Linked DNA regions of Homo sapiens: regions 2 and 3 are each linked to region 1. Evidence: chromatin loops called from intact Hi-C (ENCODE). Cell type or tissue: heart left ventricle. All regions are shown on one strand. Links, peaks and the distances in the headings refer to the core of each region. The heading gives the core; the rest is flanking DNA. Region 1 holds the start of YWHAH (tyrosine 3-monooxygenase/tryptophan 5-monooxygenase activation protein eta). Region 2 has its middle 14 kb from the start of PISD. Region 3 overlaps DEPDC5 (DEP domain containing 5, GATOR1 subcomplex subunit).

The links. A loop is a pair of places that touch in the nucleus more often than their neighbours do. Peaks named below come from ENCODE experiments on the same cell type or tissue, not always from the same donor. Only the 100,000 strongest peaks of a DNase experiment are listed, where the experiment ranks them.
Region 2: a loop joins it to region 1, with 3 times the contacts of the local background. A loop is called at or near these places in 57 of 110 quality-filtered maps.
Region 3: a loop joins it to region 1, with 3 times the contacts of the local background. A loop is called at or near these places in 30 of 110 quality-filtered maps.

The regions. Positions count from the first base shown.
Region 1 is chr22:31,944,389-31,951,487 of GRCh38, forward strand. It overlaps YWHAH (tyrosine 3-monooxygenase/tryptophan 5-monooxygenase activation protein eta), which reads left to right and starts at 147. Exons shown (of 2, transcript NM_003405.4): 1 at 147-432. The coding sequence starts at 346. It overlaps YWHAH-AS1 (YWHAH antisense RNA 1), which reads right to left and starts at 978. Exons shown (of 3, transcript NR_171018.1): 1 at 845-978. It overlaps LOC124900477 (a long non-coding RNA gene), which reads left to right and starts at 446. Exons shown (of 3, transcript XR_007068065.1): 1 at 446-847; 2 at 1,112-1,290; 3 at 3,076-4,764. RefSeq lists enhancers at 1-324, 1,068-1,117 and silencers at 18-107, 118-337, 408-747. In heart left ventricle, for the core only: a CTCF peak has its summit at 3,081 (motif pointing left); no DNase peak of the experiment used is centred there; H3K4me3 peaks cover 2,712 bases; H3K27ac peaks cover 2,075 bases.
Region 2 is chr22:31,672,704-31,679,802 of GRCh38, forward strand. No RefSeq gene overlaps it. Among named protein-coding and RNA genes, the nearest start is that of PISD, 14 kb to the left of the region's middle. In heart left ventricle, for the core only: no CTCF peak of the experiment used is centred there; a DNase peak (open chromatin) is centred at 4,188; H3K4me3 peaks cover 1,001 bases; H3K27ac peaks cover 247 bases.
Region 3 is chr22:31,869,524-31,876,622 of GRCh38, forward strand. It overlaps DEPDC5 (DEP domain containing 5, GATOR1 subcomplex subunit), which reads left to right. Exons shown (of 43, transcript NM_001242896.3): 34 at 1,067-1,221; 35 at 3,732-3,809; 36 at 4,750-4,882; 37 at 6,634-6,742. Among named protein-coding and RNA genes, the nearest start is that of YWHAH, 71 kb to the right of the region's middle. RefSeq lists a silencer at 2,820-3,114. In heart left ventricle, for the core only: a CTCF peak has its summit at 2,933 (motif pointing right); no DNase peak of the experiment used is centred there.

The DNA.
Region 1 (7,099 bases), core at 596-5,595:
TTAGGGCCGGCCCGCCCTTCCCCCCTCCCACTCCCGCCGCTCCCCGCCGCCCGGCCTGGCCACTCTCACTGCGCAGGCGTCGTCCCGTCCTCCCATCCCCCAGCGCGGCCGCGTCTCCTCCCTCGGCGTTGTCCGCGGCGCGAGCCACAGCGCGCGGGGCGAGCCAGCGAGAGGGCGCGAGCGGCGGCGCTGCCTGCAGCCTGCAGCCTGCAGCCTCCGGCCGGCCGGCGAGCCAGTGCGCGTGCGCGGCGGCGGCCTCCGCAGCGACCGGGGAGCGGACTGACCGGCGGGAGGGCTAGCGAGCCAGCGGTGTGAGGCGCGAGGCGAGGCCGAGCCGCGAGCGACATGGGGGACCGGGAGCAGCTGCTGCAGCGGGCGCGGCTGGCCGAGCAGGCGGAGCGCTACGACGACATGGCCTCCGCTATGAAGGCGGTGAGCGCGCCGGGAGCCCGGGCGGCTGGCCGGGGGGGGCCTGGCGTTGGGGAGGGACGGGGATGGCCGCGGGCGCGTTCCCCTCCCGGCCATGGGCGACCCGGCGACCCGGCTGGGCGTGGCCGCCCGCCCGCCCTTAGCCCGCGCTTCCCGCTCCCGCTGGGCGCCCCGCCACTTCCTGAGGCTGGGCCCAGGGTGGGGGATCCGGGAGGGTGCAGTTCGGGATCGCGAAGGCAGCCCCGGAAGGGGGGCGGGCCGGTCGGGGTCGCCACATCTTAGTTCGGAACCCGGCCGGGGGCAGAGGGTGCCCTAGGGGACGCGAAGGAGCCGCATTTCTCCTAGAGCGTTTCACCGGACCCGGGGGCTCCCCCTCTCGTCTTCCTCCGTTCCCCAACTTGGAATAAAGAATCACCTAGTAAGTGGCGCCCTGTCTCAGCTGGTTTTCTCTGCCACGACCTGAAGTCTGCAATTCCGATCTGTTTTGCTCTGCTCGTTCGAATTGTTCTGGTTCCATCTTCCCACGCCTGGGGGTCTGGCTTTGTGTGCGAAGACCCCTTTCCTGCAGTCTAGGCGTGGACGGGGGCGGGAGAGTGGGCGGAGGGTGTGGGGCCCCACTCCACAGCCCCAGGTTTGCTGCTGCGCTGTCTGCTTGGAGATTAAAATGAAACGTGACTTCTAGGTGAGACGAATCTGTGTGTCTTTGCATTCCTGAGACCCTCATAAATCGATTCTGCAGCTTCTCCGGTGGATGAGTCGTGCCCAGCCACACCCTAGCAAAATACCGTGGGTCACACACCACCTGCATTTCTGAGTTCCGGTTACCATCTCACTCTCTCTCCACGTTATTTTACGTTTTCTGTAAATGAATATTTCCTCTCCCTGCGTCAAGGTCACACAGTGGTAGAACAACTGCGACCACCAACCTATGTTCAGTGTACAACCTCCTGAGACCTGGGAGGATCCCCTTGAACTCCGCCTTAGACCTATACATTCAGAAATTCGGGCGGTGAGACTCAGACATCTGCATTGTAACCAGCTCTCACAGGCGATTTTTAGCTGGCTTAAGTCTGAGAATTACTGCCCATGATTATAGTAAATGTATCCTTTGCTGGCCTTTTGGAGGGAGTTCCGAAAAAAAACTGCCAATACAAAGGCTCCCTAAAATCTTAAGTCATTTGGAAAGCTCATTTGAAGGCTTTTGATGTTAATATCAGATGAAATATGTAGTTGGGGCCAATATTTAGGATTGTTCAGGTAAGAAAGGTGCTTGAAGAGTTGCCTTTCCTCTGGTGTCCTTGTTACACACATAACTGGGTGTGTTTGGAAACCAGCAACACCGTTGCCCGTATGTTGATTTGTTGGTGATCTTGACTTGAGCACTATTAGCATGCTGTTGTGGTGAGGCAGGTTTTCTTCCAGACCGGGGGACGGTCTAGGTCTGGAGGCTGAACTTTATGTAATTCAGGGGGTCCTTTAAAAGAAAATCTAAAATATAGTTTTGCATATTTTACAAAAATGGGACTGACGAATGCATTTCCTTGGAAGGGACCCTGAACCTTAATTTTCTGTGGGATAAAGCTGCCTCTGTCCACAGCAGGTCACACTTAAGCCCCTCCTCCCCAGTAACTGAGTGGTGCTGGGATTATGCAGGCTGAGGCCTCTCCACACATTTTCATGAAGTGGTTGCTCACCCTCTAAGTGAGACGTAAAGACTGCAGTGTTCGGAGCCCTTTGGGAAATAAATGTGGTGAAAAGAAAGGAGGGACGAGGTTTAAAGGAAGGGGAAATGGAGGTTAAGGAAAAATGGCTAGAAGGTGTGTTCTGGAACAATCAGAAACCTGAGGCAACTTGAAATGGGGGAAAAAGGCAAGAATGGAGAGATGTTACCAGAACGAAATCTAGTTTGAGCAGAGAAAAAGACTGGCTTTCTAGTAGGCTTGTAAAATGCTTTCCTGCAGCAAGCTACTTGTGTCCATAGATCTTCTCTGGAGGGTTAAGGTAGCCTTTTGTAAACCAAAGGAATCTATAATATCTATATTTGAAATAATTAATGAGTTGGAAAAGCCACCCAGCGTAGAAGAGTCAATCCAAGCTTTAATTCTGCCATCTCAGAATGGTGATAAACCATTTCTCCCCCATCATCTAAATGGAATATATTGTGCTTATAGGTATTTTCTTTAAAAGAAAAAAAAGAATATATTGGAAGGGACTGGCAGGGGTCACTTTCCCTGCTAACTTGGTGTTTGTAGATTAAATTCTTAATGTTACTGGGATGACTCAGTCTCTATGTTATTAATCTCATCAGCCTTAACTAAGGCTTTTGGAAAGGGTGTAAGTTTCAGTAACCCTCTGGGTTTACCTGGGCTTTCTTCAGGGCTGGGGAAGGGCAGGTAAGTAGCCTGCTGTAGGGAGGATGGAGCAGGACACATGTGTTAAGGATATATTCTGATGCCACCAGTCTGTAACCTTGAAACTTACATCTTGGCTTTAGGTCCTCTGAAGTATAAAACTAGTGATGTTGCTGTTATTAACAAGTCAGTTTTGCCTTCAGTCTTCTAACTTGTTTTCTGTTTCCTTCATAATTAAAATGCTCACTTGATAATACTGCCTTCCTGTAATGATTGATGTTCCTCATTCTACCAGCGTCACCTGGAGGACAGTGTTGGTAAGCTTGAAGAAAAATCGTGCATACTGGAAACAATGGTCTTGCCTCAAACCTGTTGAGAACTTCTCTTCCCTGCTTCTCTCCATAATTTGAAGAAGCAAGAAATGTTTCTGAAGTGAAGCATAAAGGAGTATCTTCAAGCTCTATCTCATACCTACCAGCTTGCATAGAGTATAATAGTGGGAAGAAATATTGTGAAAGATTCTAGAACCTAAGTCCTTTCTAGGCTAGGCAATTCTAGGCTACACAATTCGTAGTCTCTGTAAATACCATTTGATAACTGAAATAAACCTATAAAGTGGGATTAAATGTTAGTCCAGAAGACTAAGTGATTTAAGGAAAGAGGGAAAATAACCAGATAGATTTCTGGTGGATATTCATAGACAGACATAATTTCATCATGTATTATGGCCCTAAGTCATCTATTTTATATTAAAACATAGATGGTAACTGTAAAGTTATCAAATGTAAAAATTACTGGGCTAGCATTGTGTTTTAACACTGATACACCAGTTGATTACAGTGTTGACAGAAAACGGGCAGAAACACGTTTAAAGTACCTGCAGAATATATATATAGAAATCTTTTTTTTTTAATCAGTGTTGACCAGGTTGGCCTCGAACGTGTAGCCTCACCTCCCCGAGTGCCAGGGCAACCGGCCTGAGCCACAGCGGCTCCCTAGAAATCTTAAGTGCAGGAAACAAAACTACAGTTTAAGGAAACAGGAGTCGGAGAGGAGGGGCATTTGGCCCAACCACTGGCAAAAGGCTGTTGTTGCAACAACTGTGAGATTCTGGGAAGTGGGGAAATGAGCAGGTGCTGTGTAAAAGTGCACAGCTGACTGCCCCAGGTGAGACAGATCAGTGTCACAGAGAGTAGGAGGATTTTGAGGTGTGATTAGTATTTTTTTTTTTTTTCTTAAAGAGATGGTCTCGTTCTGGAACCCAGGCTGGAGTGCAGTCGTGGCACGATCATAATTCACTGTAGCCTTGAGCTCCTGGGCTCAAGTGAACCTCCTGAGCAGCTGGGACTACAGATGCATGCCACCGTGCCCAGCTAATTATTAAATTGTATAGACAGGATCTCTATATGGTACCCAAGTTGGTCTCAAACTCCTGGCCTCAAGCAGTCCTCCTGCCTCAGCCTATTAAAGTGCTGGGATTACAGGAGTGAGCTACCACACCCAACCAGTAGGAAATCTTAAAGCCACATTGATACTACAGTTTGAAATATGTAAAAACTAGGGAGCTATGTTTCCCACTAACTGGGCATTTAAAATGTAATCGTCTTTGAGGAAGGAAGAAGGCTCTGGATTATTCTTGTAATAGTTTGAATTTAAAAGGTCCTTTCAGGTGGGCAAACAGCTTACGTGGCTTTCTTGCACTGAAATAGAAACTGTAGTCCCCATGTGGGTTTGGGTCCCTGAATTATCCCCAGAAGAACTTCCACAGTCCGGAACTGACTCCCTTAAAGAAACCAAAAATGTATTTTCTTTGGTGGGGATTTTCTTTAGTTGGTCTTTGTCTGGGATTTTATATCAGTGACAGACTGTAGCGTCACACTTTTCCAGAAATACGGTTTCGGAGAGGGTACCCCTAACGTTTTATGTGTGTGTGTGTTACATTTAGCAAGTTTATATAACATATTTTACTTTTTTTTTTTTTTTTTTTTTTGAGACAGTTTCGCTCTTGTTGCCCAGGCTGGAGTACAATGGAGCAATCTCGGCTCTCTGCAACCTCTGCCTCCCGGGTTCAAGCAATTCTCCTGCCTCAGCCTCCCAAGTAGCTGGGATTACAGGCATGCACCACCATGCCATGCCCGCCTAATTTTGTATTTTTAGTAGAGATGGGGTTTCTCCATGTTGGTCAGGCTGGTCTTGAACACCCGACCTCAGGTTATCCACCTGCCTCGGCCTCCCAAAGTACTGGGATTACAGGCGTGAGCCACTGCGCTTGGTTAGAACTTATTTAACTTTTTAGGCACTTGGTAAACGGTAGCTGTTAGTCCATGTGTACTTTTTTTTTTGGTGGGGGGGGGAGTCATGCTCTGTCACCCAGGCTGGAGTGCAGTGGCAGGATCTTGGTTCACTGCAAGCTCCGCCTCCTGGGTTCACGCCATTCTCCTGTGTCAGCCTCCCAAGTAGCTGGGACTACAGGTGCCCGCCACCTTCCATGTGTACATTCTTGTTTAACAATTCAGGATAGGTACTGTTACTCCCCTTTACAAATGAGACTTTCAGAGGTTGATTTTCTCATGGTCAAACAGCTAGTAAGTTGTGAATTCAAGATTCAAACTCAAATTTAGAGCTCTCATTTTAACCACTATGTAACAATGCCCCATGAGGCAAAGGGATAATATGTCTAGTATACATTCTGGTATATTAACCATTGTCAGCACTGGTGACTGAAATCCAAGAACTCTTCATAAGTGGGCTTACTAAACAAATAATTTTATCTGTTGGGTGCAAGTCATTTTTTTTTTCCAAATACGATTAAGAACAATCTGCCATTTATGGGTTTTAGCTACAACAGAGAAACATAAGAGGGAAACTCACATATCTGGATTTTGCTTGTTCTGAAGGCTTGGAGGCCTTTTTTTTTTTTTTTTTTTTTTTTTTTTTTTTTTTTTTGCTTAACAAAGTATTGAATTTGAGTTTCTCCTGAGTTAAGAAGTGCAGGACTATGTTACATTTTATTTGGGGTATTTTAAGAAATTATTTCATATTCTTGGCACCAGTTGTTTCTCCATATTGCCTTTAATGTATTTTTCTCCCTGCACCCTTTAGTATATTTTTATGCAGGCCCCAAAATTTCTGTCTCTAGGTTGCTGGTAAAATTCCTCCTAGTGTCCAAGTGGAGGCAGCTTGTCTTCTGTCCCAGCATTTTGGTGCTCCTCCCGCCCCTACTCCTGGCTGCAGTGGCATTCCCTTCTGCGGTGGTGAGTGTTAGCACTTCCAATGATCCGAACCTGGCACAGCTTCTGAAGCCTTCAATTCGGATGCCTCTAGGGACAGTAGCATGCAGTAATGCCATTCAGATGGTGTTGTATTTAATCCTTGCCAATCCCCATGAAAATGTTCAGTTATGTCAAAAGCAAGGCAAAAACAGTCTCTTGGCTATACAAGGGTAGCTGTTTTATTTGACTAAAATTTAGCTTAGAGTGGATGTTACTTACCCGAACTTGCCTGCTCTGAGCTTGAAGTTTAGCCTATTTGTGGTCTTACAGAATTGCAGCCTCATCCTGGTGAGGATAAGGGGCTCAGCCTGACCCTGGCTGGTGATGTTCTTGCCCAGTGGCCTGTAGGACTTGGTCTGTTGGTGGATATCTTTCCAGCTTGGGGCAGGCCAGGCAAGATCCTCACTTCCTAAGCATTAACTTGGGAAAGAGCTCAGCAAGCTTTCATCCCTCTAGCTCATTTTTTGTTTTTTTGAGACAGAGTCTTGCTCTGTCGCCCAAGCTGGAGTGCAGTGGCACAGTCCTGGCTCACTGCAACTTCCACCTCCTGGGTTCGAGCGATTGTCATGTCCCACCCAAGTAGCTGGGATTACAGGTGCACGCCACCATGCCCAGCTAATTTTTGTATTTTTAGTAGAGATGGGGTTTCTCTATATTGACTGGGTTGGTGTCGTACTCCCTGGCCTCAAGTGATCCGCCTGCCTTGGCCTCCCAAAGTGCTGGGATTACAGGTGTGAGCCATCACACCTGGCCCCTCAAACCCTCAAACTGACTTTTCTCACACAGACACACACACATACACGTACACACACACTTCTGCCAAAGAAGCTTAAAGGTTTTATGATGTGGTTATGTTTACTTAATCATGAGAATCATTTACTCATATCAAAAGCAAGCTGGTTGATAGCATGTAGGTGTGGGTAGCTATAAAGGATGAGCCCATAGCATGTGTGGAGCTGTGAAGGATGGCAGCATATTCGAGTGAGGTAGCATTACCCCTAACTTAGGCAGCTATGGCCTGGCAGCTCGGGGGTGGCATTTTTGTTT
Region 2 (7,099 bases), core at 1,408-6,407, 270 kb before region 1:
GCCTCCCAGGTTCAAGCAATTCTCCTGCCTCAGCGTCCCAAGTAGCTGGGATTACAGGCATGTGCCACCATGCTTGGCTAATTTTGTATTTTTAGTATAGACGGGGTTTCTCCATTTTGGTCAGGCTGGTCTCGAACTCCCGACCTCAGGTGATCCGCTGCCTTGGCCTCCCAAAGTGCTGGGATTACAGGCATGAGCCACCGCGCCCAGCCTCTTATATTCTTATAGGAAGAATATTTCTTCTTATATTCTATTTTCTTTATACTTTATGGTAGATTGAATTATTGTTCATTTATCCCAATTATTCATGATCTTGCTGTATTTTGTTTGTTTGTTTTTGAGACGGAATCTCACTCTGTTGCCCAGGCTGGCGTGCAGTAGTGCAATCTCGGCTCATTGCAATGTCCGCCTCCTGGGTTCAAGCGATTCTCCTGCCTCAGCCTCCCAAGTAGGTGAGACTACAGGCACCCACCACTATGCCCGGCTAATTTTTGTAATTTTAGTAGAGACAGGTTTTCTCCGTGTTAGCCAGGATGGTTCTGATCTCCTGACCTCGTGATCTGCCTGCCTCTGCCTCCCAAAGTGCTACGATTACAGGTGTGAGCCACCGTGCCCGGCACATGCTCTTGCTGTGTTATATCCTTCTCATTTGACATGTAGGTCTACAATTCTTCCACTATGAGTAGAATATTTTCTCTGCCTTGTTCATGTGGAGCTTGGCCATGTGTCTTGCTTTGGTCAATGGATCATATAAGGATGTGAAGAGAGGAGTGGCCTTAAATGTGCTGTTTGACTTGGCTTGGATCTCCTGCTCTAGGGAGCAGTTGGTGCAAGGAGAATAAGAGACATTTTAAGCAGACCTGGACCTAAAGTACAGCCATGCCCGGTTGACCTGCAGCTGAAGCAGAGCCATTAGACTGAGCCAAGCCTAGATCAGCCCACCTCAGTCAACCTGCAGATCCATGAGCATGAGGATAAATGGTCACTATTGTTCTCTACTGAATTTGGGGTGATTTGTTATGCAGCAATATCACAACAATAGCTGACAAACACACATCAGGAATGTACTTCTCTTTTTTTTTTTTTTGACACAGAGTCTCACTCTGTCGCCCAGGCTGGAGTGCAGTGGCGCTATCTCGGCTCACTGCAAGCTCCGCCCCCCGGGTTCACACCATTCTCCTGCCTCAGCCTCCTGAGTAGCTGGGACTACAGGCGCCTGCCACTACGCCTGGCTAATTTTTTTGTATTTTTAGTAGAGACAGGGTTTCACCGTGTTAGCCAGGATGGTCTTGATCTCCTGACCTTGTGATCCGCCTGTCTCGGCCTCCCAAAGTGCTGGGATTACAGGTGTGAGCCACCGCACCTGGCCAGGAATGTACTTCTCATTCGGATTTTGCACATACAATGTAAGAATAAACAGCTTATATTATATTTGTATGGCTTTTCTTTCAAAATAAATTCTTTAAATATATAGGTTTTTATCTTGCTCTTTTTATTTCAGTGTTGATTTAATCTTGCCAAGAATCTTATTAACACTTTGAGATAGCCAGTTCTTTAAAAGAATGTTTCCTTTGAGTTTTGGAGTTGACAGATGTACCATCTATTTCATTACACTCACTCTCGTACCCACTGGAGCATCACGGGGAAATGAGGCAATTTTCTAAATGAGGATGTGTCCTCCTACTTCTTTACTTCTTCTTTTTTTTCCTTCTTTTTTTTTTTGAGATGGAGTCTCACTCTGTTGCCAAGGTTGGAGTGCAATGGTGCAATCTCGGCTCACTGCAACCTCCACCTCCTTGGTTCAAGCAATTCTCCTGCCTCAGCCTCCCTAGTAGCTGGGACTACAGGTGCGTGCCACCACGCCTGGCTAATTTTTCTATTTTTAGTAGAGACAGGGTTTCATCATGTTAGGCAGGATAGTCTGGATCTCCTGACCTCGTGATCCGCGTTCCTCGGCCTCCCAAAGTGCTGGGATTACAGGTGTGAGCCACCGTGCCCGGTTGTGTCCTCCTACTTCTAAAGTTCTTTTTCTTCCAAAGCCAAGAAAAGATAGCAAGACTTAGACATATTTGACCAAATGATGTGCTTATGTTCAAAATCTTTCACTGGAAATTCCTTTTCCAAAATAATACACTATGGCCTTTGCCTTCCTGAAACAGAGGTATCCAGACAACTCCAGGTCTCCTTTGTAGCTGGGATTACAGGCGTGCACCACCACGTCCAGCTAATTTTTGTATTTTTAGTAGAGATGAGGTTTCACCATGTTGGCCAGGCCAGTCTCGAACTCCTGGCCTCCCAAAGTGTTGGAATTATGGGCGTGAGCCACCGCACCTGGCCTATTTGTGTACTTTTAAATTATGTAAAAATAGCTGGGTGCGGTGGCTCATGCCTGAAATCCCAGCACTTCGGGAGGCTCAGGCAGGCGGATCATGAGGTCAGGAGTTCGAGACCAGACCGGGCAACACAGTGAAACCGTGTCTCTAATAAAGATACAAAAATTAGCCGGGTGTGGTGGCACGTGCCTGTAGTCCCAGCTACTGGGGAGGCTGAGGCGGGAGAATCACTTGAACCCGGGAGGCGGAGGTTGCAGTGAGCCAAGACCATGCCATTGCACTCCAACCTGGGTGACAGAGTGAGACTCCGCCTCAAAAAAAAAAAAAAGAAGTTCAAGACCACCCTGGCTAACAGAGCGAGACCCCATCTCTACTAAACACACAAAAATTAGGCAGGCATGTTTGCATGTGCCTGTAATCCCAGCTACTCAGGAGGCTGAAGGAGGAGAATCACTTGAACCGGAAAGGCGGAGGCTGCAGTGAGCCAAGATCACGCCACTGCACTTCAGACTGGGCGAGAAAGTGAGATTCCGTCTCAAAAAATAAATAAATAAAATAAAAATAAAGATGTAAAAATAGGCTGGGCACAGTAGCTGACACCTGTAATCCCAGCTACTTTGGAGGCTGAGGCAGGAGGATCATTTGAGCCCAAGAGTTCTAATCCAGCCTGGGCAACATAGCAAGACCTTGCCCCCCCCATATATAAAAAATATATATAATATATATTATATATTATGTATATTATATATATATACATATATATTTATTTATTTTGAAACGGAGTTTTGCTCTTGTCACCCAGGCTGGAGTGCAATGACACAATCTCTGGCCGCTGCAACCTCCGCCTCCTGGGTTCAAGTGATTCTCCAGCCTCAGCCTCCTACATAGCTGGGATTACGGGCTCCTGCCACCATGCCCGACTAATTTTTGTATTTTTAGTATTGTAGTAGAGACAGGGTTTCACCATGTTGGCCAGGCTGGTCTTGAACTCCTGACCTCAGGTGATCCACCCACCTTGGCCTCCCAAAGTGTTGGGATTACAGGCGTGAGTCACCGTGCCCGGCATATATATATATATATATATATATATATACACACACACACACACACAGACACACACACACAGACACACACACATTCGAACTCCTGGCTTCAAGTGAAACGTCCTCCGCCTTGGCCTCCCCAGGTGCTGCTGCTATTACAGGCGTGAGACACCGTGGCCAGCTCAGTGGTTAGTATCTTTATTTGGAGACGAGGGCAACCCATGAGAGATCTTAAGGAGTGGTTCTGACAAGTGCAAACTTGTGTTTTAGGAAGACCACTTAGGCAGCAGTAGGGGAAGGACAGGAGGGGCGCTGGGACTCATGAGTAGCTGCTATACTTTGGGATCTGTCCCCCATCCCTGTGTTTGCAGTGTTTCAGCGACCATTTCAACATCTCCAAAAGTCTAAGATTAAAAATGCAAAAGAAAAGAGAGAAACTGCTTAGGCGAGTCTTTCTCCCAGGCTGGAGTGCAGTGGCGCGACCTCGGCTCACGGCACCTACAGTCTCCCGAGTTCAAGCGATTCTTCTGCCTCAGCTTCCCGAGTAGCTGGGATTACAGGCGCGCGCCACCACTCCCGGCTAATTTTTTGTATTTTTAGTAGAGTCACCAGGTTGGCCAGGCCTGTCTCAAGTGATCCGCCCGCCTCTGCCTCCCAAAGTGCTGGGATTACAGGCTTGAGTCACCGCGCCCGGCCCACGTGGCGAGTCTTAACCACGTGACCCTCCCCGCTCTCCAGCCCGGCAGGTACCAGCAAAGGACTAGCAGCCTCCTCCAATATGGATAGCTTCTCGGATGGCCCCGCCCCTCCGGAGAGCTGCAGCCAATCAGACGGCGTGAGGCCAGCAGTGGGTGCGGCTGCGCTTGGCGCTGCGCATATCCGAATACCAGGAAGTGCCCGGTTTCGCTGTCAGTGCTCGGGCAGCTAGAATCCAGGTCCCTTGAGGAATAATTTAAGAAGGGGTGGAGAAAAATTAGGGGGCGTCTTCAAATATTCAGAGAGTCAGCGAGGTAAAGAGGACTTGGGCAGGTCTGTGTAGCAACGGGGGCGGGAATCATTCATTGACGCATGAAGTATTTCCTGAGCTCCCACCACGTAAGACCAAGTTTTGTTCTAGATGTCCGAGGGGCCAGAGTGAATATAGCAAAGTCTTTGACCTCAAGGAGCTTAACGTGAATAATATGGGGACGTGGTGGTGTTAAAAAATATATAAAACAGGCCGGGTGCCGTGGCTCACGCCTGTAATCCCAGCTCTTTGGGAGGCCAAGGCGGGTGGATCACGAGGTCAGGAGATCGAGACCATCTTGGCTAACGCGGTGAAACCCCATCTCTACTAAAAATACAAAAAATAAGCCGGGCGTGGTGGTGGGCGCCTGTAGTCCCAGCTACTCTGGAGGCTGAGGCAGTAGAATGGCGTGAACTCAGAAGGTGGAGCTTGCAGTGAGCCGAGATCGCGCCACTGCACTCCAGCCTGGGCGACAGAGCGAGAATCCGCCTCAAAAAAAAAAAAAAAAAAAAAAAAAAAATATATATATATATATATATATATATATATCACCGACCGGGCGCGGTGGCTGACGCCTGGAATCCCAGCACTTTGGGAGGCCGAGGCGGGTGGATCACTTGAGGTCAGGAGTTCGAGACCAGCCTAGCCAACATGGTGAAACCCCTTCTCTACTAAAAATACAAAAATTAGCCGGGCATCATGGCGGGCGCCTGTGATCTCAGCTACTTGAGAGGCTGAGGCAGGAGAATCGCTTGAACCCGGGGTGGAGGTTGCTGTGAGTCTTGATCACACCACTGCACTCCAGCCTGGGCGACAGAGTGAGACTCTGTCTCAAAAAAAGAAAAAAAAATCTTTCTCTTATCTCGCACACCATAAGGAGGACATATAATGGGAGGCAGTACACTTCCCAGTAGAGGGATCTGGAAAGGCACATATCTGAATACAGTAACTGAAGGAACCATGTAGAAATGTGAGAGAAGGGCATCACTGTCGGCACAGGCAGCAAGTGCACACGTATCATGAGATCCGAGCAAGGAAAAGCCAAGTGTCGGTGTGGAAGTTGTATTCAGATTGCTTCTACCTCCTCAGTGAAATGCGAAGGAAAACTATCAGCTGTGGATAAGGAAGGAGGAGGGACTGGTGGTTTGAGAAAGATGTCATGAAGGACTCACTTATGACCCTGTAAGTTGAAGAATTATGAATTTTCTAGAACACTTTTTAAAAAAGAGAAATCTGGCCGAGTGCTGTGGCTCATGCTCGTAATCCCAGCACTTTGGGAGGCCGAGGCGGGTGGGTCATCTGAGGTCAGGAGTTCGAGATTAGCCTGGCCAACATGGTGAAATCCCGTCTCTAGTAAAAATACAAAAATTATCCGGACGTGGTGATGCACACCTGTAGTCCCAGCTACTTGGGAGGCTAAGGGAGGAGAATCACTTGAACCTGGGAGGCAGAGGTTGCAGTGAGCCGAGATCGCACCACTGCACTTCAGCCAGAGGGACAGAGTGAGACTCTGTCTCAAAAAAATAATAAGATAAAAAGGAGAAATCCCAGAATGAACCGCAGAATTGTGATATTGGCCAGGTGCAGTGGCTCACACCTGTAATCCCAGCACTTTGGGAGGCCAAAGTGAAAGAACTGCTTGAAGGTCGGAGTTAGAAACCAGCCTGGGCAATGTAACAAGACCTTGCTTCTATAGAAAATAAAAAGTTAGCCTGGTGTCATGGCACTGTGGTCTCAGCTACTCAGGAGGCTGAGGCAGGAGGATGGCTTGAGCCCAGGAGTTCCAAGGTTGCAATGAGCCGTGATCATGCCACTGCTCTCCAGCGTGGGTGATAGAGCGTGACGGTCTCAAAGGTGGAGTGGTGGCGGGGGAGGTCAAGCGCGGTGGCTCATGCCTGTAATCCCAGTACTTTGGAAGGCCAAGGCAGGAGATCACTTGAGACCAGCCTGGGCAACATAGTGAGACCCTGTCTCTTCCAAAAAATAATTAGTTGGGCTTGGTGGCATATGACTGTAGTCCCAGCTACTTGGGAAGCTGAGGTAGGAGGATCTCTTGAGCCAGGAAGTTCGAGGCTACAGTGAGCTAAGTTGTGATTGTGCTACTGCACTCAGGCTAGGCGAAAGTGAGACTGTTTCAAAAAAAAAAAAGGGAAAGTAAATAGAAATGTGTTTTCCATTGCTGGAAGAGGACAGGACACCACAGAGAGGATTCTTTTTTTTTTTTTTTTTTTTTTGAGACAGGGTCTCGCTCTTTCGCCCAGGCTGGAGTGCGGTGGTGCGATCTCAGCTTACTGCAAGCTCCGCCTCCCGGGTTCACACCATTCTCCTGCCTCAGCCTCCTGAGTAGTTGGGACTACAGGCACCCGCCACCCCGCCCGGCTAATTTTTTTGTATTTTTAGTAGAGACGGGGTTTCACCATGTTAGCCAGGATGGTCTCGATCTCCTGACCTCATGATCTGCCTGCCTCGGCCTCCCAAAGTGCTGGGATTACAGGCGTGAGCCACTGCGCCTGGCCAGGATTCTTAAATCAGTGGTTTGTTTTTTTTGAGACAGGGTCTCGCTCTATCACCCAGGCTGGAGTGCAGTGGCGTGATCTTGGCTCACTGCAACCTCTGCCTGCCAGGTTCATGTGATTCTCCAGCCTTAGCTTCCCGAGTAGCTGGGATCATAAGCGTGCACCACCATGCCTGGCTAATTTTTGTATTTTTAGTAGAGA
Region 3 (7,099 bases), core at 737-5,736, 75 kb before region 1:
CACTGCACTCCAGCCTCGGTGACAGAGCAAGAGTCTGTCTTTAAAAAAAAAAAAAAAAAAAAAGACTGATAGGTTTTTAGCCACTAGTTGTGGAGAAGAGCACCCCAGGGCGATATGGGGCACATAGACAGGATTTATACACACACGGTGTCATTTGGCTGGACACATACACATGGGTGAATGGTAGGCAGTGTGGTGAGATCTCAGGTCAAGCCAATGTTGTGCAGGACCCGTGATGTCCTGTGAGTCGGTTTTCAGTGTGGTGGTTCATGGGGAGACTTGAAAGTTTTCAGAGTAACAGAATGATGGGATTGGAACTGTTCTTGACAGACGATGCAAATGGAGCTGGCTCACAGGGAGGGTTTTTGAGGGAGAGGCTGCAATCAGGGGCTATTTAGAAGAATGTTACAGCCCTCCCTGGCCAGAGGAAGTACAGGCATGATTTAGAGATGCATGTGAATCTGCAGAGGGCAGGCCGTGGGACTAGGCCTGTCTTTAGATGCAAAGCTGGAGAAGAGAGCTATCAGATGGCTCTGAGAGTTGAACCTGAGCAAACTGAAAGGTAGAAGAAAGGAGGTTTTGGGTGGGAAAGGGTGAGTCACGGTAGGCAGAAGATGTACATTGTGATGTTCACCTATTTGTCTCTAAATGTGGTCTTTCAGTCCTGCTGTCCTCATAAGGAGTGATTCTGACTTCTCCACTCTTTCTATGGAGATTTTTCTTTAGTGTAAATCGTGTGGTTTGAGGCAGGTGCTGAAGCGATTTCTTTGGTCCTGGGGATTTACTGTGAAGAGTGGCCTCTCATCTGCCCTGGTTGGAGGGTGGGAGTTCCCAGCTGCTCTGATAGAAGGCAGTGCACACAAGACTGGGTAGAGTCTCTAGACAACTTTAGCTGTGCCACTAGGGACCAAGGGGTAGTGGGAATGAGCAGAATGGGAAGGATTGCATTAATTTTTGTTTATTTTTTGTGAATGCTTACTGAGTGAATAAGCCAGTACAGCTTATTTACTGTGTTTTCCTGTCAGTTATTTTTGGAATCAAGTATTCATTTTTAAATCTCCTGCAGGTATCTGTGGACCAAACAGCCACTCCTATGTTGGACGGCACCAGTTTGGGCATATGCACAGGCCAATCCATGGACAGAGGCAACAGCCAGACCTTTGGGAACTCCCAGAACATAGGAGAACAGGGCTACTCCTCCACAAACTCCAGTGACAGCAGGTGAGATTCAGAGTGGCCAAACTCATGTTCCTGGGGAGTGGGGACAGTCTGATCTCAAAGGCTGCAGAGGCTGAAGTCCAAAGCTCTGGGCCGAGTTCTGACTCTGCCACAAGTCACATGCGACCCTGGGCAAGTTAGTCCTTAACCACATCTGTATGATGGGACTAATGATCTGTTTCCTGCCATCCTCACAGGATAGCTAAGAGGTTCCCACAGAGATGTAGGAAAGTGTCAGGCACCACACAGGAGTACAGGGCTTCCGGAAGGGGGCTCTGTCCAGTCTGTCTTGTTCACTGTGGTGCCTGTGGCACAATGTCTTGCACGTCATAGCATGCTGTCAGTAAGGAAAAGAACAAACAGTGGATGAATCACTAATTGTGGCCAAACATGACTGTTCTTCTTCTATTCCTTAGTATCCGGAGGAAAAGGAAGCTGTGTGTACTTCATTTGCTCGAGCAAGTGCACCAGCTTTTACTACTGTTGTCAATTCTGAGAAACCGTTTTATTTTCTTCCCAGCTGTGTTTGCTTTATAGTAATTATGCCGCAGTCTTTTCTTATTGTCTCACTGTATTGACGAAGCAGTCCTTGGCAAAATCATCTAAGAGACTTAACTTTTATACCCCTGCCCTGAGAGCAGAAAGTTCTCTGGGGCTGCTCACCTGGCTGGCCTCTGTCAGGAGTCACTCCATTTCCCTTATGTCATAAATTCTGTGCTGGTGTAATCTGTGTCTCATCTACTGCAGCCTGTTCATTCTGGCCAGTAGAGGTGATGGTCATTTCAGAAGCAGGAGCAGGTCTGAACTTCTCTGCTCCCTGCCTTCGCTCATGCCCTTATACCCATCAAGCCTACCTGGCTTTTTGGCTGTAGGCGTGGAGGAGATTGGAGAGGCTGCCCAATGCATAGAAAAAATCTGCTTCCTCATTGCTTACAAGGGTAGAACAGTAGGTTTACTTCTGCTTTCAGAAGAAATGAGGAATCGGGGATATTTAGGCTGGAGGTGAAAAGACCAAAAATGACATGGCAGGTAGAATCAGGACCAATGACTGAAAAATACAGAGAACAGATTCTATTTCATGATGAAGAACTTACTAGCAGTGGGTCCTGCTGCACGGAAATGGGCTGCACTTAGAGGTGCCAAGTTCTTTGCCATTGAAGATGTTCACACAGATAGGACAGCCTCTTGCCCAGACACGTGGTCTCAGCAGAGACTCAGGCATTAGAAGGAAGTTCATTTCAAGGGTCTTTGAAAACTTTTTCTAACCCTGAAATTCTGAAACACTTCCAGTGATTTCTGGACCCTCTGAATAGTCATGAAGAGTAGTCTGGGACTGAGGAAAGGGAGAAGTTCAAAGAACTTGAGGAGCTTCTGGATAAGCCCCACAGCTGGCCCAGTTCGGTATAGTGGGTGGCCACTCAGCTGCTGAGTATTAAGCACGTTTTAAGGGACCATCACACCTTTGAGCAAGAATGTGGGCAGCAGGTGGTGGAAAGGACTTTGGAGAGAGACTGACCTGGATTCAGATCCACATCCTGGTACTTCTGGCTCTTTGACCTTCAGCAGTTCCTTTAGTCAGTTTCAAAGGGTCGGTGTTAATTATTTTAGTATTGTTTACCACTTTGGGCTTCCTGTGTGTCAGCCCTGTACATGTGCTCAGCATCGTATAAACATTCGCCTCACATCAGCCCTCAAAGACAGGAACAGCATTAACCCCATTTTTCACATGGGGGCGCTGAGGCCAAGAAAAGCTATGTAGCAGGTTAGTGATGATACTGGGATTCCATTCCCCATGCTCTTAGGGTGTTACCTAGTACTCTGGTCAGGATTCAATGAAGCTACCTGTGAAAGGCTCTTGGGGCAAACCCAGAGCAGTCCAGGGGGTTTCTTGGAAGTGGTTGGGCCTTGGGCCTGAGGAATATTATTAAAAGGAGAGATGCTTACTAAGGGCAAGTTTGGACACAAAAGTACTTTGAATTCTAAATGTGGACATTTTTTATTTTATTTTATTTTATTTTATTTATTTATTTGAGACAGTCTCGCTCTGTTGCCTAGGCTGGAGTGCATGAGTGGCACGACCTCAGCTCACTGCACCCTCCACCTCCCAGTTTCAAGCGATTCTCTTGTCTCAGCCTCCCAAGTAGCTGAGACAACAGGCGCACGTCACCATGCCTGGCTAATTTTTGTATTTTTAGTAGAGACGGGATTTCACTATGTTTGCCAGGCTGGTCTTGACCTCCTGACCTCAAATAATCCACGTGCCTCAGCTTCCCAAAGTGCTGGGATTACAGACGTAAGCCACCAAACCCGGCCCTAAATGTGTATATTTTAAAATAGGAAACCCCCTATGAGATAACCCCCTGATATAGCTGTTTGGAATTTACTAAAATGCCTTTAGTGTCAACATTGTCCTGGTTTCTGGCTCCATAGGAAGTGGAGACTGTTCCTAATATTCGTGCTCTTGACTGCATACGTGCCATCTTGCTTTGCTGACCTGACACCCTGTGTTACAGCTCTCAGCAGCTGGTGGCAAGCTCCTTGACCTCATCCTCTACCCTGACAGAGATCCTGGAAGCCATGAAGCACCCCTCGTAAGTGGCTCACCACAGTGTAGGGTTGGAAGGTTCCCAGAAGCCTGTGCCACAGCCATGTTTAGGCAGCGTGGTTTGGTAGATTTGTACATGACTGTACTTCTCACCAGTTTTGAGAGCTTGGGCAAGTCACTTGACCTCTCTGAGCCTCTGTTTCCTTGTTTGTAAGATGGAATTGTTTTTTGTTTTTTTTTTTTGAGGCAGAGTCTCACTCTGTCACCCAGGCTAGAGTGCGGTGTCGCCATCTTGGCTCACCCAACCTCTGCCTCAAGATGGGATTTTTTTAAAAGGGATTTTTTAAAAAGTAGTTAAGCCACAGGGTTGATGTAAAGATTAAATGAAATAATTATGTGAGGTACCTAGTATGATGCCTGACAAGTATAGGTATTCTCCGAATGTGAGTTCCCATCTTTTCCTTTCTCTCCCCCTTCTCCTTTTTCCCCATAACAACTTCTTCTTTTTTTTTTTTTTTTTTTTTGAGACAGAGTCTCACTCTGTTGCCCAGGCTGGAGGACAGTGGCACGATCTCAGCTCACTGCAACCTCCACCTCCCAGGTTCAAGTGATTCTCCCACCTCAGCTTCCTGACTAGCTGGGATTACAGGCACCCGCCACCACGCCCAGCTGATTTTTGTATTTTTAGTAGAGACGGGGTTTCGCCATGTTGGTCAGGCTGGTCTCAAACTCCTGACCTCAGGTAATCCACCCGCCTCAGCCTCCCAAAGTGCTGGGATTACAGGCGTGAGCGACCACGCTGGGCCCCCGGTAACAGTTTCTTTTGTCCTCTCATGGGTGTTTCTCTGAGTCTAGGAATAGCATAGGGACATTGCTTTATGGTATTAAATGCTCTAGTGGGAGTCCCTTCTTTTTCATCTTTCCTTCCACTTGTTGCCATGGGGCACACACATCCCCTGCTCCCCGTTCACCGTGTTGGAACCCAGGACAGGAGTCCAGCTGCTCTCTGAACAGAAGGGCCTCTCACCGTACTGCTTCATCAGCGCGGAGGTGGTACACTGGTTGGTGAACCACGTGGAGGGGATCCAGACACAGGCGATGGCCATTGACATCATGCAGGTGAGACAGCAAGAGGGGCCCATAGAGCTGTTTGCTTAGGTCCCGAAAAATCAGGGCCTGCCTTAGAAGCCATCACCCTTTCCAGTAATGAGATCTGCAGGTTGGGGTGAGGATTTTTTTTAATAAGTGGGAGGCCTTTCTGGAATTGATGAAAGAACAAGTCTTGCTTTGAAATACACTGTATCTTGACTTAAAAACCGTGCAGAATTTATTGTCTGAACTGAAATGTTTTGGACAGAATCTGTGCATTTATAAACCTCAGAAAAATCTCTATGATTTTTGGGGGAATGCCCTCCCTCTGACCTCAAGCCGCCAGTTTCCCCTGGTCAATGCATGCTTATTCAAGACTCAATGCTGGATTCAAGGCTCTGACCCAGGGGCCTTCTGTCACCTTGTACTTACTCTGTCAGAGCTCTTAGCACAACAGAATGAAGATCTTTCTCTCATTTGTCTCCTGCCTCAACCAGCTCCTTGAGAGCAGGATCACCTCTTATTTTCCATTTCTGTATCACCAGTGCCAGGCATGTTGCTTGGCACCTGGTAGGCACTTAGCACCATGCTTGCTGGATTTAATTACGCTGCTCAGAACTGGAACTCTGGAATATGGCAGAACTGGAATAACAAGGAAATGGGAAACGGCCAGTTGACTGAGCCAGTTCATGCCATCCTGTCTATACGGAGGCCCCAACTGGAAGTCAGTACTGTTTCCTTACCAGCTGAGTTGTCATCATGGAAATGTTAAAATTGATAACTGATTTGAAAAAGCATGTGATTCTCAGTTCTCACTCTGAGGGTCTTGATGTGCTGTTTTGCACAGCCTTTGCCGTATACACTCTCGTCTCCCTGAGAATACGATTTCCTTATTCAAATAATGAAATGCTACTACAGCAGTTTAAATGAATGAGCTGAAGGTACATGTATCAACATGGATAAATGTCAGAAGCATGATGTGGACTGGAAAACCAACTTATAAAATGATATAATATTATGCCCTTTATTTAAAAACTTAGAATCCCGAAAGAATACCTTATATTCTCTATCATACGTGTTTATATAATAAAATTATTTAAGAATAATATTACACTAACCATTTATTTCTGGGGAGAGAGAAAGAGTAATGGGAGTGGGAGAGTCTAAGGAGATTTTTTTTTAATAAGAATATCTGAAATCAGTATAGAGAAGTGTCAAATTTGTGAAAGTAGAATAGTGGCATATGTGGATTTTTTTTTTTTTTTTTTTTTTTTTGAGACAGAGTCTCACTTCGTCGCCTAGGCTGGAGTGCAGTAGTGCTAATCTCAGCTCATTGCAACCTCCACCTCCTAGGTTCAAGTGATTCTCCTGCCTCAGCCTCCCGAGTAGCTGGGATTACAGGCATGCACCACCATACCAGCTAATTTTTGTATTTTTGGTAGAGATGGGATTTCACCATGTTGGCCAGACTGGTCTTGAACTCCTGGCCTCAAGTGATCCACCCCCCTCAGCCTCCCAAAGTGCTGGGGTTACAGGCGTGAGCCACTGCTCCCGGCCATCTGAATTTCTTCATGCCCTTCTGCATGTTTGAAATATTTGATGATGATACGAGTTTACATTTTAAAATATAATTTATATCAAGTACAACATGTCTAATCTGGGGGTGGAGGGTAGGGTCTCCTCAGTGCTCCTGTCACTCCCTTGTCTCCAGAGCATGACTGAGGGCTGCCCCTTCAAGATGCCTCTCTGCAGGAATTTCAGAGTTTCAATGTCTCTCCTAGAAAATGCTGGAAGAGCAGCTCATCACACATGCATCTGGCGAAGCCTGGCGGACCTTCATCTACGGCTTCTATTTCTACAAGATAGTAACGGACAAAGAGCCCGACCGAGGTTAGAGCCGAGGCGAATGCGGTTGCCCACAGGGGCAAGTGTTTTTCCTGGTGACTTGCTCTTTCACATGATGGTGCTTCCTGAGCTGCATGTGTGACTTTGTATTATAAGTTGACAGATCTGTCAACTTCCTTGAGCCTTTGTACTTAATTTAAGCATAGCCAGAGTGACAAGGGTTTCTTAAGCTACAGTGTGTTCTTGGTGAGAACAGTGTGGGTGAAAGATAAAGCTAAAAGAGGCCAAGGGACCTGGTGTGAGGAAATTCCCACACATCAGTTTTTGGTAGCTGTTTTTAATTAGAGTGCCCCACCCCCTTGCCCACCCAGCCCAGGTGGTTCTGATTATATTATCATGGGC